Linked DNA regions of Homo sapiens: all the other regions are linked to region 2. A link is a loop called in an ENCODE intact Hi-C map of the cell type or tissue named here. Cell type or tissue: Calu3. All regions are shown on one strand.

What was found. A loop is a pair of places that touch in the nucleus more often than their neighbours do. Peaks named below come from ENCODE experiments on the same cell type or tissue, not always from the same donor. Only the 100,000 strongest peaks of a DNase experiment are listed, where the experiment ranks them.
Region 1: a loop joins it to region 2, with 6 times the contacts of the local background. A loop is called at or near these places in 2 of 110 quality-filtered maps.
Region 3: a loop joins it to region 2, with 4 times the contacts of the local background. A loop is called at or near these places in 8 of 110 quality-filtered maps.

The regions. Positions count from the first base shown.
Region 1 is chr14:33,673,742-33,678,741 of GRCh38, forward strand. It overlaps NPAS3 (neuronal PAS domain protein 3), which reads left to right. Exons shown (of 12, transcript NM_001164749.2): 6 at 2,470-2,644. Among named protein-coding and RNA genes, the nearest start is that of SNORA89, 33 kb to the right of the region's middle. In Calu3, no CTCF peak of the experiment used is centred here; a DNase peak (open chromatin) is centred at 2,520.
Region 2 is chr14:34,298,266-34,303,265 of GRCh38, forward strand. No RefSeq gene overlaps it. Among named protein-coding and RNA genes, the nearest start is that of SPTSSA, 160 kb to the right of the region's middle. In Calu3, a CTCF peak has its summit at 3,069 (motif pointing left); a DNase peak (open chromatin) is centred at 3,066.
Region 3 is chr14:34,110,286-34,115,285 of GRCh38, forward strand. All of the region lies in intron 4 of LOC102724945 (a long non-coding RNA gene), which reads right to left. Among named protein-coding and RNA genes, the nearest start is that of EGLN3-AS1, 73 kb to the left of the region's middle. In Calu3, no CTCF peak of the experiment used is centred here; a DNase peak (open chromatin) is centred at 3,046.

The DNA.
Region 1 (5,000 bases), 620 kb before region 2:
GTGAATGGTTCTCCTAGGGCCCTGCAGAGCAGCAATGCTGCCACTTTTAGAAGAGGAAACTGAAGCCCAGGGAGGTTAAATTAATTGTCCAAGGTCACACAACTGAGGAGGAAGATTCTGGTCTTGAAGTCAGGTTATGAGTCCAAGTAGTGGGGCATTCCTCCACACTGTGCAGCCTTAACTACAGTATACATATAAACACTATGATAGTGTCAAACTCCCAGTGCCCACCTCGCCCTCATCATTAAGCTTTGAGGTATGTTGGTGGGAAATCCCATGAGGCCACAGGGAGAAAAAGTCCTCACCGTGCCCTAGTGCTCTGTGGCACATCAAGACTCAGTCTTGCCCTAGATGTGCCATACTCCGGACATTATTGTATAGGAAGGAAGTATCTGCACATCCGAGCAAATCAGGATGTGGAGAGAGTGGCCTATTTCTGCTCTCTATAAGACTGGCTTACATGAACATTCAATAACCAGCTCCCCTAAAAAAATCTATTTTATCTGCCATTTGTGTTGTCATCCTATCACAATCTATGGTCCGTGCCAAAATGCACATTGAAGTATTAAAGGAAAAAATTAGTTTGAGAAAAGTGACAGAAATATTTACGAAAGTGCTACAATTGGACTCCATGCAAAACGAGAGTGACTTCCTCATATTCACTAATCTCCAAACAAAATAACCATCATCAAGAAATATTAAAACACACATTTTATTAGTTCCATTTAATTTCTTAATTGCTCAAAGTCAGTTTACCCATTTATTACTGTGTGAAGTGCTTAGAGGCAAGGCGCACATTAAAGGGATTATTTCCATGTAATCCCCCCCTCCCAGAGGGTAAGAGCTGATCACTGTGAATCCCGATTTACGCTCTGTAGCAATAACAAATGGAGGAAATGGGGATTGTAAAATGATATAGTCAGTGGTTGGGTGATACAGGAGGAGAGTGCAATTTAATAGCAAGAGAAAAATGCCTAATTTTCCGTAAAAGTTACGCGAGCCTTTTTCAGGAATAGCTATTAACCAAACTGAATTTAGCCTCCTGTTTTTCTGACTATACCTATGTTAACTGATAGATGTGGAAGATCTGCAGCCTGTTAAGATGTTAATCAAATGGAGTCTGGGAGTAGATGTGATCATATTACCGGGACTTGGAGTTCTGGGGACAAGAATTGCTCTGAGTATTACAGTCTCTGTGACAGTTTTTCCACCGCCAGTCTTCCCTCTTGACATGAAAGGGTGCAGGCACGCAGGTGGAATCTGGAGGGATGCTGGAAATTATCCTGGAAAGGGAAGTGAGGTAGGCAGGGGTTCTAGGTAAATATCCACCAAGAAACTTGTGACAGTCTGAAGCTCTGGCAGCTTCCATGGTACGTCATAGCTGGCCTGAAACCATTGCACTCCGGAGGACCGGGAAACCCATTAGTGACCTGGGAAAGAGCTTTTGCTTGTCCTATTGCTGACATATCTCTCCCTGTTGTATGTGCATGTAATGTAGAGCATTACCACTATTCTTAGGAGATAAAATTTAGAGCATTAGAGGAGTACAGAGGTAAGGCCAGTCCTTACCAGCAACTTCTGCCCCTTCAGACGGCGCACAACTCAGACGCAGGGGTCATGCCTGACAGCATTAAAATAGTCAGTGCCTCTATTTCAGGCTGAAACAGTTCTGATATTTGATATTCATTCTCTGCCTTTAGAGTTAGTTAGAGAGTTAGCCTGATTCAAAGAGTATACAAAATAAAACATTTTTTAAAAAGCCTTCAAGGAGATTTGTACTATGTATCCTATTAGATTGAAGGCAAAACAAGCTGATTGCAGCAGAAAAAAAATATGGCTGCTTCAGACCCCAGCTGACCTCTTTTGTATGGAAAATCCCTCATACGATTACAGAGCTAATGAGTAATTTTTAATGAAAACATTATGCCTTTGCATATATTTGTAAGCAGCCCTTCTTACATTTAAATTTACATGGAAATCAGATGATATGTATAAAAACACATCTTGGAAATCTGTGTATTTTAAGGAAAACACTCGACTGCTATCTCTGGCTGTTTCTATAGCTGTTCCTATCCAAAACCCAAACTTCTCAATAAGAAAACTGTAGAATTCAGTCAATCATGTGGTTGACACCAAACACGCAAGTATTTGATGATGCGTGGATAAAACAGCTGAATACAAGGCAGACTCGTCCACATTTCACAGAATGTTTGGCTTTATGCAAACAACAGTGTGTGAGGAAAAAAAAAAAAACTGAGCTTAACAATTGCTAAATAAATACATGTGAAAAAATCTTTCTCTTTCACCTCAAGAATTCTTAAGTATTTGAAGATGAAGACAGAACCAGGATTGTTTCTGGGACCTGAATGTATTTTCTTTTCTACTCAGAATCTGAATCACTGTGTTGAATTTGAAAATGGAGAAGCCTATATAATGTCTTTCCTTCCCACCCTTTCTCTCGCCCTCTAGGTGGAGCTGACAGGCAGCAGTGTCTTTGACTATGTCCACCCCGGAGATCACGTGGAGATGGCTGAGCAGCTGGGCATGAAGCTCCCCCCTGGGCGGGGTCTCCTGTCACAGGGCACTGCTGAGGACGGAGCCAGCTCAGCATCTTCCTCCTCTCAGTCGGAGACCCCCGAGCCAGGTGGGAATTGCAAACCCAGTGTGTGGGTTGGTGGGCAGGACCTTTGCCAAATGAGTGTGCTCAAGTTACCCATGTGAAGAGACTATAAATAGGTCTAAGGGTATTTAACAATTCCATGCAGCTTCCAGTCCCATGCAGTAATTAAATAAGGAAGAGATCTGAAAATAAGGAGACATTTTAATAAGTATAATCCAGAGATCTAATTTCAGTTGAACAATACATGTAGAAGGTACTAGTTCTTTTAGTTTCTCTTTCAAATTACTAGAGGGAACAGCTTCCGATTTGGAATACCCTCTTCATTTTATTGTTACCATGGCTAAATGTAATGCGTTTATTTATTATTCAGCAAAATCTATGGCAGAGGCATTCCAAATAGTAGCTCGTGGAGAATTAAAAGTATCAGGGACTTGTAGAAATCTTGGTTTCTTTATTTTTTTAAAGCATCAGAAGGTACTTGAAAGATGTGAACAGATAAATTAAGGCTAAAAAGAAAACAGAAATGGCTACATTTTAAACTGCCTTTCTACCCTCAGTATTTAATTAGATCAATTGTATAGAGGAATGAACAGAGGTGACATTCCTCATTGGGATTCCTTCCAGGACTCTTATAGACTTTGCATTCAGAATGTTCCCATTTTCATTGTGTTGTACTGATGATAATTTAAGTATTAGGGGAAAATCCATTTATAAATTAAACAAAATGACTTGATATCCATCAGTCCCCTAGTTCATCAAGCTGTTCAAACACGGGGAAGATTGGCTGGTCGGCCTGGGTCTTCCGAGAGCGCTGGTAATTAGATCTGCGAAGGATTTATTCTTTGCTGATTGGGGCTTTAAATTAATTGAAGTTCCACATTTGTGGTTTTGTCCTTTTTGTACTTTTTTAGAGGAGATATTTCATATTCTTGTGTGGTGGAGTGCTTGGCCAAGCAGCAGTGGTTTAAATGTTAATTTTTCTCATGAGAAGTTTAAGATTTTTTGATGAATCAAGGCCTGATTTGAAGTGCAAAGTTGTATTTGCTTACTTGGAAAATTATTTTTTCACTCTTCAAAGATGCTTGTACTTTACTTGATCTGTTGTTTTAAAATAGATTCGTAATACAAAAGCATTTTATTAACAAGAAAAATAGAAAAACCTATGTTAAGATTAACATTAAAATAACTCAACATACTTCGAAGACAATAATTTGGCCTGCCTAGAAGTAATCACGATATGTTTTCTCACACAGAAGGAAAAAAAAAAAACAACACACATTTGACTCTTGGAAGTATTTTAAGAACCAATCCATTTTCCTCACTGAAGTTAACTGTAGTTTCTAGGGCATTCATTATTCTTAGCATTGGTGATCATCCTTCTTCAGTGAGCCCCACACATGAGAAAAGAGAATATTTAAGATTATTCTTTACCTTTTAAAAATGAAAATACTTTTGTTCAGGTGGGCAAGTGATATATTCTTATACCATAGCTCACTGACTTTACTGAGCAGCTATGTCAGCGAGATAACTGGAACTGTTTTTTAGTCAATAGAATGTTCATATCTGGGCATATTTGAGAAACAGCACATGCAAACGGTTTTCTACTCTTTCATCCTGATGTTGGAGAACCTCTTCCTCATGACTCAAACACGCAGCATGAAAGAATTTAAGTTTCTAAGCCTTTGTATGAGGGAAGGTCTTAGAAAAGTTTGTTTCCTTGAATCACAAATGCTCAAGTTTGAAAGGATCTTCATGATCCTTTTATCCAACCTCCAACATACGCAGCCAAATCTCTACAGCAAAACCAGCAGGCAGCCTTTCCAGTCTCTGCTAGATTCTGCCCTGATAGGAAGCTCATGAACTTGCGAGGCTGCCCACTCCCTTGTTGAGTAGTTCTCGTAGATAGTTATGCCTGATATGGAGCCCAAATCTGCTTCGCTGCAACTTCCCACTGATCCAAGGTCTGCCCTCTGGGACATTTCTGATTTACTCCTTCTTCCCTATCCTAGCTTCTCACACATGTGAAGTCAATTACATCAGATCCTCCTTTCCTCCTGTCATCCTTCTCCTTTCCAGGTCAAACAGTGCTAATTCACAACCCTTATTCAATGGCGTGTTCCTAAAAGCCTCACCATCCTAGTCATCCTGCCCTGGCTGTGCTTCAGTTTGCAGAGAACCCTCTAAAAATACAGTGAAGAGAATAGCACAGCCCTCTAGATATATTCTGATTAGTGCAAAGCAGAGGAACTGTCACCTTTCTCAGGGTAGGCTACTATACTTCTCTTAATGCAGCCTGAGGTTAAATTTGGTCTTCTTGGAAGCTAGATCATCCTGTCAATTCATACTGAGTTTGATGTCTCCCCAAATACATGTTGACAGT
Region 2 (5,000 bases):
TTTTCTTTGCTTCAATAAACTCTCCTTTCTGCCTTAAATCTACTCTGTCTCTTGGCCGAATTCTTTTTCCCAAGAAGACAAGGATCAAGCACTGTGGAGCCTGCCCAGACTTGCCGCCAGTAACATTACGAAGCCAGCCTGACTGGATGTGAATTCTTTTTCTCCACTTATTGTGTGAATTTGGAAAATTAAAACTTCCTTAGTGGCAATTTCCTCATGTATAAAATGAGGAAAATAAAAACTACTTGAGAGAGGTATCCTGAGTATAATAAAGTAACACATGCAAAGGGCTTAGAATACAACCTTGCACAAAGTAAACAACTGATCAATGGTAGTTATTATCATTTTTACAATAACAATAATAATAAGCAAAATATTCGATATTCTTGCATCTTGGAAAGAGTCAGGCCAACCTGGGTTTGATTTCTGGCTTTTCCTTCAAGTAGTTGATAGGTCTTTTGCTATGTAACCTGGCTTGAGAAATAGGTTGAGGGTTAAATGAGATATATTCATTCATTCATTCAATAGACAATTATTGGGTACCTACCGTGTGCCAGGCTCTGTTCTAGACACTGAGGATATAGAAGTGGACAAAACAAAGTTTCACTCCTAATAGAGATTATACTATAGTGAGGAAACAGGTAATAAACAAATAGATATATGATAAACTCTCACACACGGATAAGTGAAGAGAAAAAAGGCAGAGAAAAAAGAGTGTGTTGTTTTTGATATGGTGATATATAAGCATCGCCCTTAAGGAAATGAGGGAGGGTGCCATGCACGTTTCTGGGAAGAGCATTCTGGATGCAAGGAATAGCAGGGCAAAGGCCCAGGTGAAATGAGCCTGTCATGTCAAAGGAGAAGTACCTGAAGTAAAGTGCTGGAGAAAGGGAAGTTAAAAGAGGTGAAAGAGGCCACACGCAGTGGCTCATGCCTGTAATCCTAGCACTTCGGGAGGCTGAGGTGGGCAAACTGCTTAAACTCAGGAGTTTGAAACCAGCCTGGGCAGCATGGCAAAACCCCATCTCTACAAAAAATACAAATAGTAGCCATGCATGGTGATGCATCCCCATAGCCCCAGCTACGTATGTGACTGAGGCGGGAGGATCGCTTGAGCCTGGGAGGTCAAAGCTGTACTGAAGTGAGCCATGTTCATGCCACTGCACTCCAGCCTGGGTGACAAAGCGAGACCCTGTGTCCAAAAAAAAAGGAAAGATCAGAGAAACACCAGGGGCCAAATCACTTAAGCCTGGGAATTCTAAGAGGGATAGGAAGCCACTGGAGGGTTTTAAGCAGGAGCTTGTGTTGATCAATTTGCATTTTAAAAGGATTACTCAGGTAACTGTTTAGCAAATAGTCTATAGGAAGATACAGTAGGCTGGTAGGCAGCCAGAATTGACTGGCCCTGTTTGAGAGATGCTATGATATGGTAACAGGTCAGATCAGGTGGCAGAATCCAAACAACTCAAAAATATCTATGACCTGTTGGGATAAATTATGTCCCCCCCCAAAAAAAGATATATCGAAAGCCTTGGCCCGGTGAGCTGGCTCACACCCATAATTCCAGCATTTTGGAAAGCCTAGGTGGGAGGATCACTTGAGGTCAGGAGTTCAAGACTAGCCTGGCCAACATGGTGAAACTCCATCTCTACTAAAAATTCAAAAATTAGCCGGCTGTGGTGGTGGTGGCTGCCTGTAATCTCAGCTACTTGGGAGGCTGAGGCAGGAGAATCACTTGAACTCAGGAGGCAGAGGTTGCAGTGAGTCGAGATCATGCCACTGCACTCCAGCCTGGGCAACAGAACAAGATTCTGTCTCAAAAAAAAAAAGACTAATCCCCAGTACCCCGCAAGGTGACTATATTAGTCCATTTTCAAGCTGCTGATAAAGACATACCTGAGACTGGGAAATTCACAAAAGCAAGAGGTTTATTGGACTTACACTTTCATGTGGCTGGAGAGACCTCACAATCATGGCGGAAGGTGAAAGGCACATCTCATATGGCAGCAGACAAGAGAAGAGAGCTTGTGTAGGAAAACTCCCCTTATAATAACCATCAGAACTCATGAGACTTACTATCATGAGAACAGCATGGGAAAGACCTGCCCCCATGATTCAATCATCTCCCACTGGGTCCCTCCCACAACACACGGGAATTATGGGAGTTATAAGATGAGATTTGGGTGGGGACACAGAGCCAAACCATATCGGTGACATTATTTGGAAATGGGATCCTTATAATTAGTTAAGATGAGGTCATACTGGATTAGGGTGGGCCCCTAATCCAACACAGCTGATGTCCTCATAAGAAGACAGCCATGTAAAGACAGAGACACAGTGAGAACACCATGTGAAGACAGAGGAAGAGATTAGAGTTATGCTGTCACAAGCCAAGGAACACCAAGGATCTACGGCCACCACCAGGAGCCAAGAAGAGGCAACCAAGTATCACCCCCACAGGACTTGGAGGAGGCACAACCCTACCAGCACCTTGATTTTGGACTTCTAGCCTCCTAAAGTGAGAGAATAAGTTTATGTGGTTTAAGGCCTCTCTGTTTGTAGTACTCTGTTATAGCAGCCCAAAGAAACCAATACAGTACCTATAAATGGTCCTTCTTCTCCACCCACTGCCTGCAAGTTTGGAGGATGCTGGAGTCAACCAACAAACCCCGTCCTTCAGCACTAACACAGCCTCATACTCATAAAGATGATTAGGGAACACTGATGGCTATGACAATGGTGATTTATTTTTCCTTTGTCGTTTCCAGTACACAAAAGGCAAATCTGTGCTGAAGACACCAGAAATCTTTCCAATTAATGCTAATGGGTGACCAGCTCTGTTTCACTCCTTGGGAAACAAGGCCACTAAGAGGAAGTTATCAGTAAGAAATTTATGTTTTAGTAGCATGTTTAATTATGATACACCATGACTGTCTCTTGCACCAGAATTTAGCATGCAAGATTTACAGCTCTTAGCACAATTTTTGCCTTTGTTGTCTCAAAGAGCCTTGTTTCTGATGTTTTATTAGACTAGCAACCTCTGTTCAATTGTGTCATACTGCCCCCTACTGCTTTGATCTTATCATCTCATGCTGGCTGCTATTATTTTGAGTTGGTTTTCAGGATGTGTGGTCTTTTTTTGCCAGGGTCTGAACACCTGCCCACTCTCACACCCCGAAGAACACAAAACATTGGGATGGTGGAGAAGGGAGTGGGAATCTCATTTTTTTCTTTTAATACAACCATTGAACAACCACAAATACATCTATATAGTTCTAAAGCACACCATCTGACTTGTTTAAGCTTACAAGAGATACTAAGTTTCTAGAATAAGAGCACATCAGATTCTTTATTTCTTGAAGGTGGAGAACATCTTCAAGAGATATCCTCACTTTTCATGAGATGAAATTTTTTTAAGGGAAGCTGATGAAATTTTAACTAATCCAACCAGCCAGAGGAAAGCCATATTACAAAAGGGGCCTCAGAGGAAAGTGGGATTTCTTTTCTGCTTCAAAGGCATAGATGGCAATGCTATGAAAAAGCGGCCTGCAGGCGAGGGTCAGAGCGCACCCCACACCCACACAGCCACCAGCCACCCTGAGATGGTGTGTGTACCAGCCATCCCAGCCCCAGCCCCACCCCTAGCCCCCTCTGCCGTTCCTCCTTTGCCTGTGTTCTCTTCCAAAGGTGATAGGTCAGCCCTCAGCCAGGAAGAAAAGTGGCTGAGGGTCAGGAAAAGGGTATAGGGTTACATAGGATTACATTAGTAAGGAACCTAGAAATGAGCCATTTGGGCTTCGTAACACAAATTGGTTCTCAAGGTATTCGGCGGGCGGTGGGTGGGAGGTCCTCTCAACCAAAAAATCTCAGAACCAATTCCTCCGACTCTGCTAGTGGATTTAGCTTTTGTTTTTGTTTTAATTTAGGCTGGGTGCAGTGGCTCACGCTTGTAATCCCAGCACTTTTGGGAGGCTGAGGCAGGAGGACTGCTTCAGCCCAGGAGTTCAAAACCAGCCTGGGCAATACAGTGAGACCCTGTCTCTATTAAAAAAAAAAAAAAAAATTTTAAACAAAACCACCTGGCCTCATAGCAGGGCAGCTTCCCTAATTCCTGATGTTGCCTGTTTCCGACCCGCAGAACTCCAATGGTCCATGGCTTGCGCTGCTCTTACCCGGCCTTCCCATGGATGACTACTTAACTGGATCATCTGAGCTTTGCTTCCATGCGACCACACATATTCTCCTGCCACAGATTTGGTACACTTTGGCATACACTGTAGGCCTGTGACCAGCTCTCAGTCTGGTTTCCTGGGACGCTTGTCACCACTGGAGCTTTGTTCAGATCCCTGAGCCACATGCACACACCTTTATTCTCTGTGCAACTGCCTTGTGTCCTGCCCTGTCTGGGCCGGCAGCCTCCAGCGGGGCTTGCGGGGCAGGGGAGGATTCTTTTACTCTGCCTGCACCATTTACTCCTCGGCTTGTGCTTGGAGAAGTGCTCTCTCCCAGGGATCACAAAGGAGAGCAGGCATGGGGGAGGGGGTGGAGAATGCCGCAAGAGAACATTTACCCTTCCTGCACTGTGCCAGACAAACGTAGAACCTATTCCATAAAAGATTTTTTATGTTGCATGGTCCAAGAGAATAGCCCAGCTGCTATCTTTGGCTCTCCTCCATTTCTCACTCCCATTCATAAAATCTTTAGAGAAGGCCATGTGCTGCTTTCTCACAGAGAGGATCAAGTTGTGCTCCAACCCAGAATATAGTTTCATTTGGATGCAGGTGGCTATAAGGGCCCTGAACAGTCTGTCTTTCTAACTACTCTGTCTGTCTACTCTAATTCTTCCTACCTAATTATCCCCCATCATGAATCAATAAATCATATGCCGAGCCTCTCTAAAGACCCAACACCATGAAGAAGCTGAGGGACCACAGAGTTTACCAAACCTCTGGTATTCATGGATTTAGCATTCACAGTGGTACCAAAGACCCATGACCTAT
Region 3 (5,000 bases), 190 kb before region 2:
CCCTGCTGGCACTCTATGGGCACCAGGGAATAAAACCCCCAAATGCTTGTAGGAGAAAGGGAGAGAAGAGAATCATGTGTAAGAAGCTAAGGAAAACTTCCTGCTAACAGACACATGGCGGTAAACAGCAGACACTGTTAGCTAATACCCCCCTCCTCCTTTCTCTTCCAGAACTCTCCTGAAAGATCTCCTGGGTTGTGCAGAATGTGGATAGTGATAGTTTCTTGCTCCAATTTACTCCTCGCACAATCTCTTCTCCTATCTGTAGGCAAGGCTAATTCTTGAGTGGCTTTGATTGAAAACCAACTGTGATGATTTTAAAAAACCACAAATCAGGCCTGACAAGGATTGCACATTAAGAAAATATTTGAATATCTTCCAATGAGACCCACAAAGCCTCTCCATCGTGTCATTTGTACTTAATGGGTGCTGCCCCAGACTTCAAATATTTCAATATGCCTTTCAAGTCAGTTTCCTGTCTGCCTACTCCCCGTGTTGAACCACCCCTGTTGATATGGTTTGACTGTGTCCCCACTCAAATCTCATCTTAAGGTGTGGCTTTCATAATTCCCATGTGTTGTGGGAGGGACCCAGTGGGAAATAACTGAATCATGGGGCAGCTTCCCCCATACTGTTCTCATAGTGATTAAGTCTCATGAAATCTGATGGTTTTATAAAGGGCTCCCGCTTTCACTTGGCTCTCATTCTCTCTCTTACCTGCTGCCATGTAAGACGTGCCTTTCGCCTTCTGCTGTGATTGTGAGGCTTCCCCAGCCATATGGAACTGTGAGTCCATTAAACCCCCTTTTCTTTATAATTTCCCCAGTCTCAGGTATGTCTTTATCACCAGTGTGAAAACAGACTAACACACCTGTTACCATACATACATTGTTACCACCATGGCTGATTCCCCAAACAGTACCCACTCTCTCCATCCTCATGTTCTAGTTGAAGGTACAGGAACATATAAACAGGGATTACAGCAAAACAGTAACAGTAACACAAGCCTATATGATGAAGCATGAATGTCCAAAGAGTATTGCAGATAGAAAGTGCTTAAGAAAAAAGGAGGGAGGGAGGAAAGGAGGGGGGCAAGGGCTGGAAAACTTTCTGTCAGGTACTATGTTCACTATCCGGGTGACAGGATCCATAGAAGCCCAAACCTCAGCACCACACGATATACTCTTATAACACACCTGCACATGTATCCCCTGAATCTAAAATAAAAATGGAAATTTTTTAAAAAAGAGAGATAGCACTGGAGGAATCTAGAGGGGACAGAGAACTTCAATCAGAGGCAAGCAGACCAGGAGCAGCATTAGAGGTAGAGGTGAGTAGCTAGAATTGTGAGGCACAAGGCAGGTCTGCCCAGGGGAAAGTGAATTTCTCTGTCCAAACTATCCGAAAGAGAAAGCCTCAAGGCAGCAGTGTGCTGGTAAATGTTTAACAACCGGCTCTGATTTGTAGACTTTGACAATTTCCATCATATAAATACTCCCTCCATGGCCAGTTTCAACCTACCAACATGATATCAGTGCACAAAACTGGCTCTCCTGAATAGGTACAAATTGGCTCAAGCAGATCATGGGGACAAAACTATCTGCCTGAGACCTATTACATAGGTTTAGCCCAGTTTCATTAACCCCCAAACAGTACTTCTTGGGATGGAGATGGGCTGACAGAGAATAAATCAGCTGTATCAACACCCGATGTGCTGATTCCCTAAGCAGAGTAGTAGGAAAGTTGGCCAATTTTTCTGTATGACAATTCCCTGAATATTGTTTGCAGTTCTCTAGCCCACCTCTAGTCTTCATATTGCCTTCTGTGAAGGAAAAGGCAGCCTAGCAACCTCCGCTGAGTCTTCTGGGCTAAAGAGACTGCATCAGCCCGGCCTATGCTGCTGACACCCTTGCTGATCCTCCTCATAGCACCTCCCCTGTTTCTCAAGTTAACCACTTAGCACTGTGAATAGACAGTTGGTATATGACCATCTGTGCTTCCAGGCAAGTCTTTAGATTTCTATTCACAGTGCTACATGGTGATATTGAGCCTACGGCCTGGAAGCCTATACTAACAGAACACCTAGAAGCAAAAATACCTTGAGACTCCCTGAATGCAAATAAAGCTTCCTTTGTGCTGCACTGATAAACTGGAAACACCAGAGAAGCAACAATTAGGGCTCCTGCACAGACCTCTCATAGAAAGTTTGGCTTTCCCTGGTGGCCCTTCAAACATTACCCCACTTCTTTTGTAGCCACTGTATGGAAAGGACACTACTATATATGTCAGGCCGTAGCAACATATCAGGACCTACATCAGCTGCCAGAGCAAGTGGGTGGTGGGAAGTGATTGAGTAGGGGTGGAAGAGGGCGGTGGGGCAGTGTCTAGACTACAAGTCCTGTTTAAGGGGTTTTTCTTCCATCCTATGTGTCTTAGGGGCAGTGCAACTTCAGGTGTAGAGGAATAAAAGCAAGCATTTTCCATGTTTCCCCACACCCTCTCTTCCAGGTGGAGATCTGCATACATTTCTCAGAGAACAAGATAAGCCAAAAATAAGAAGTAAAGAGCCAAAAATATGCCCTGAAAAAATAATGTAAATAAATGTAGGGGTTTTTTTTTTCCTTTTTCATCCAGATCCTGCTCTCAATTATTTTTTAATACCTTAGTTATGGACAGTTGGAATGAAACATTCTAGGTAGCTGTTCTGAGACACAGTAAATAAGCCCATTTATTATTTCTTGGAGTGGTCTGAACTATGCAATCATTCTTTCTCTTGGCCCCTACCCTTTGCTTTCCAAGTGAATTGAGTTGAATTCATTATGAGACATTTTATTGTATCATGCTCCTCCTTGCTAAATACCTGACTGATTTCATTGTTTTCTCAGGCCATGAACCTAAAAACCTAACTGGCAGAAGGAAGTGTGTTCTTTTCCAGTGCACATCCATCCCACAGGAGGGGTTTCCGAGTGTATGCTACTGTTCCAAATGCCTGGCTATTGATCCTGATATTGCACAATTTTTCAATAAAGATCTTAATCACACAGACATAAATTGGCAGACATACTGCGAGAGAGATGCAGATGGCTTCTCTGACTAGAAATGCCTGCAGGCAATCGCATACCACGTCAGGGAGCTTATCATTCCTTAAATATTTATGTTTGTTTCCTCCATTATGAAATTACCACATCCCTCTCAAGAATCCTACCAAATATGTCTACTGTCCGAGGGGATTTCTTTTTCTTTTACTGTGGCTTTCCAGATAGTAAGTACATAACTTTAAAACTCACTGAAGGTCTGGGGACTCTCTGGTTGCAGGAGAGGGGTGTGAATGCACCGATTTTTCTAACATTTCTCTTTTTCCTAACTGCACAGAGACGTCACTCCACATATGCTCATTCTTCCAGGAAGCACAGCTCAGAACAGTAGTGAACCTAAAGTCTAGCAAATCTTGGACTCATCATTTATAACTCTTTTCCTTCTGTTACTTGCCATGAAATCTTAAGATTATACAATCAGATACATTTTTGTGAAGTGACCTTTTTAATATACTTAGCTCCACTTTTGCTATCAGCAAAACGGGGACAAACAAATCTGCCGCCACCTCAATGAAGAAAGAATGAATAGCTTGGCTCCCCTGGGGAAGGTGGCATTCTACAGAGCACAAGATAAGTCCTGGCAGAGATGGAAGAAAGGGTCCTTCTCACTCCCAGGTAATTTACAACCATGGACCCCAAGATGGGCCAACATCTGTCACAAAAGCCCAGAGATAGCTCCATTTACTTATGTTCCAGCATAAGACCTCATCTTCCTTTTCTTATCTCCCAAGCTGCTTAGCACATTTTTATGTCCAATAACATTTAGTTAGTGGTTGACTAACTAAATGAAAGATGAACAGTCAGCTTGATTAGTGTCTTATCATTGTCTAACATATGTACAAAATTTAGTCTTTCAAAAACTAAAATGAAAAGATTGATAGCTCTTGCTTTGAATTATGAAATATCCAAAGAACTCACTGAAAAGTGTCTTAACTCATTTTGTTATCACATCTCAGTTTTGTCCCATTCAGCAACTTTCTAGGATACAAATTGAAGAGGCTAGAGTCTTATGAATATCCCCTGAAGCCAAATAGATTATTTCATCCCATATTTTACTTTTCGGAATTTTTTTGGCAGTCTTCTATTTGACACATGTCAAAACATCACTAGTATGTGTTAATATAATTTGTTAATTTGTAGAGAGGATGCTGTGAATTCTAGGCTGAATTCAATGGTCAGAGAATGTCTCACCTGGATAAAGATCAATCAGGGTGTCTTTCAGTGTGTGCCCTAGCATATCTCTACCTGGCTTCTCTGCAATGTTACTTGCATAGTTAACTTAAATTGTATAACTATGACTAGTGTATATACTATAACTACATATAGCATAAATTATGTCATTCTGCCTATAAAATTTTCATCAACTAAATGAACTGTTAGATTTAGAGGAAAGAGATCAGAGCTAATTAGTTTCTTATTTATTTTTGTTATACACAAATAAGTCCTTAATAAGTATCTCTCAGTGATAACCAAGACAGTGGTGGCAAAGATATAAGCACCTGGTGGAGCCGAAAACCCTGAGCATCATTGTGTCAGATTTCCTGTCCTGCCACTTTCAGGCTGAAAATTACTCTTTGATCATTTTGCTAATGCTTAAAATATATCCTTGATTCTTTGTTTAGAAATTTTTTTGCAGGTACATAGTAAGTGTATATATTTATGGGGTACATAAATATTTTGATACAGGCATACAATGCATAATCATCACACTAGGATAAATATGGTATCCATCACCTCAAGCATTTATCCTTTCTTTGTGTTATGATCCATTTGTACTCTTAGTTATTTTTAAATGTACAATAAAGTGTTGACTATATTTACCCCATTGTGCTGTCAAATACTAGATCTTAATTCTATCTAACCATACTTTTATACCCATTAACCAGTCCCACTCTCCCTACCTCA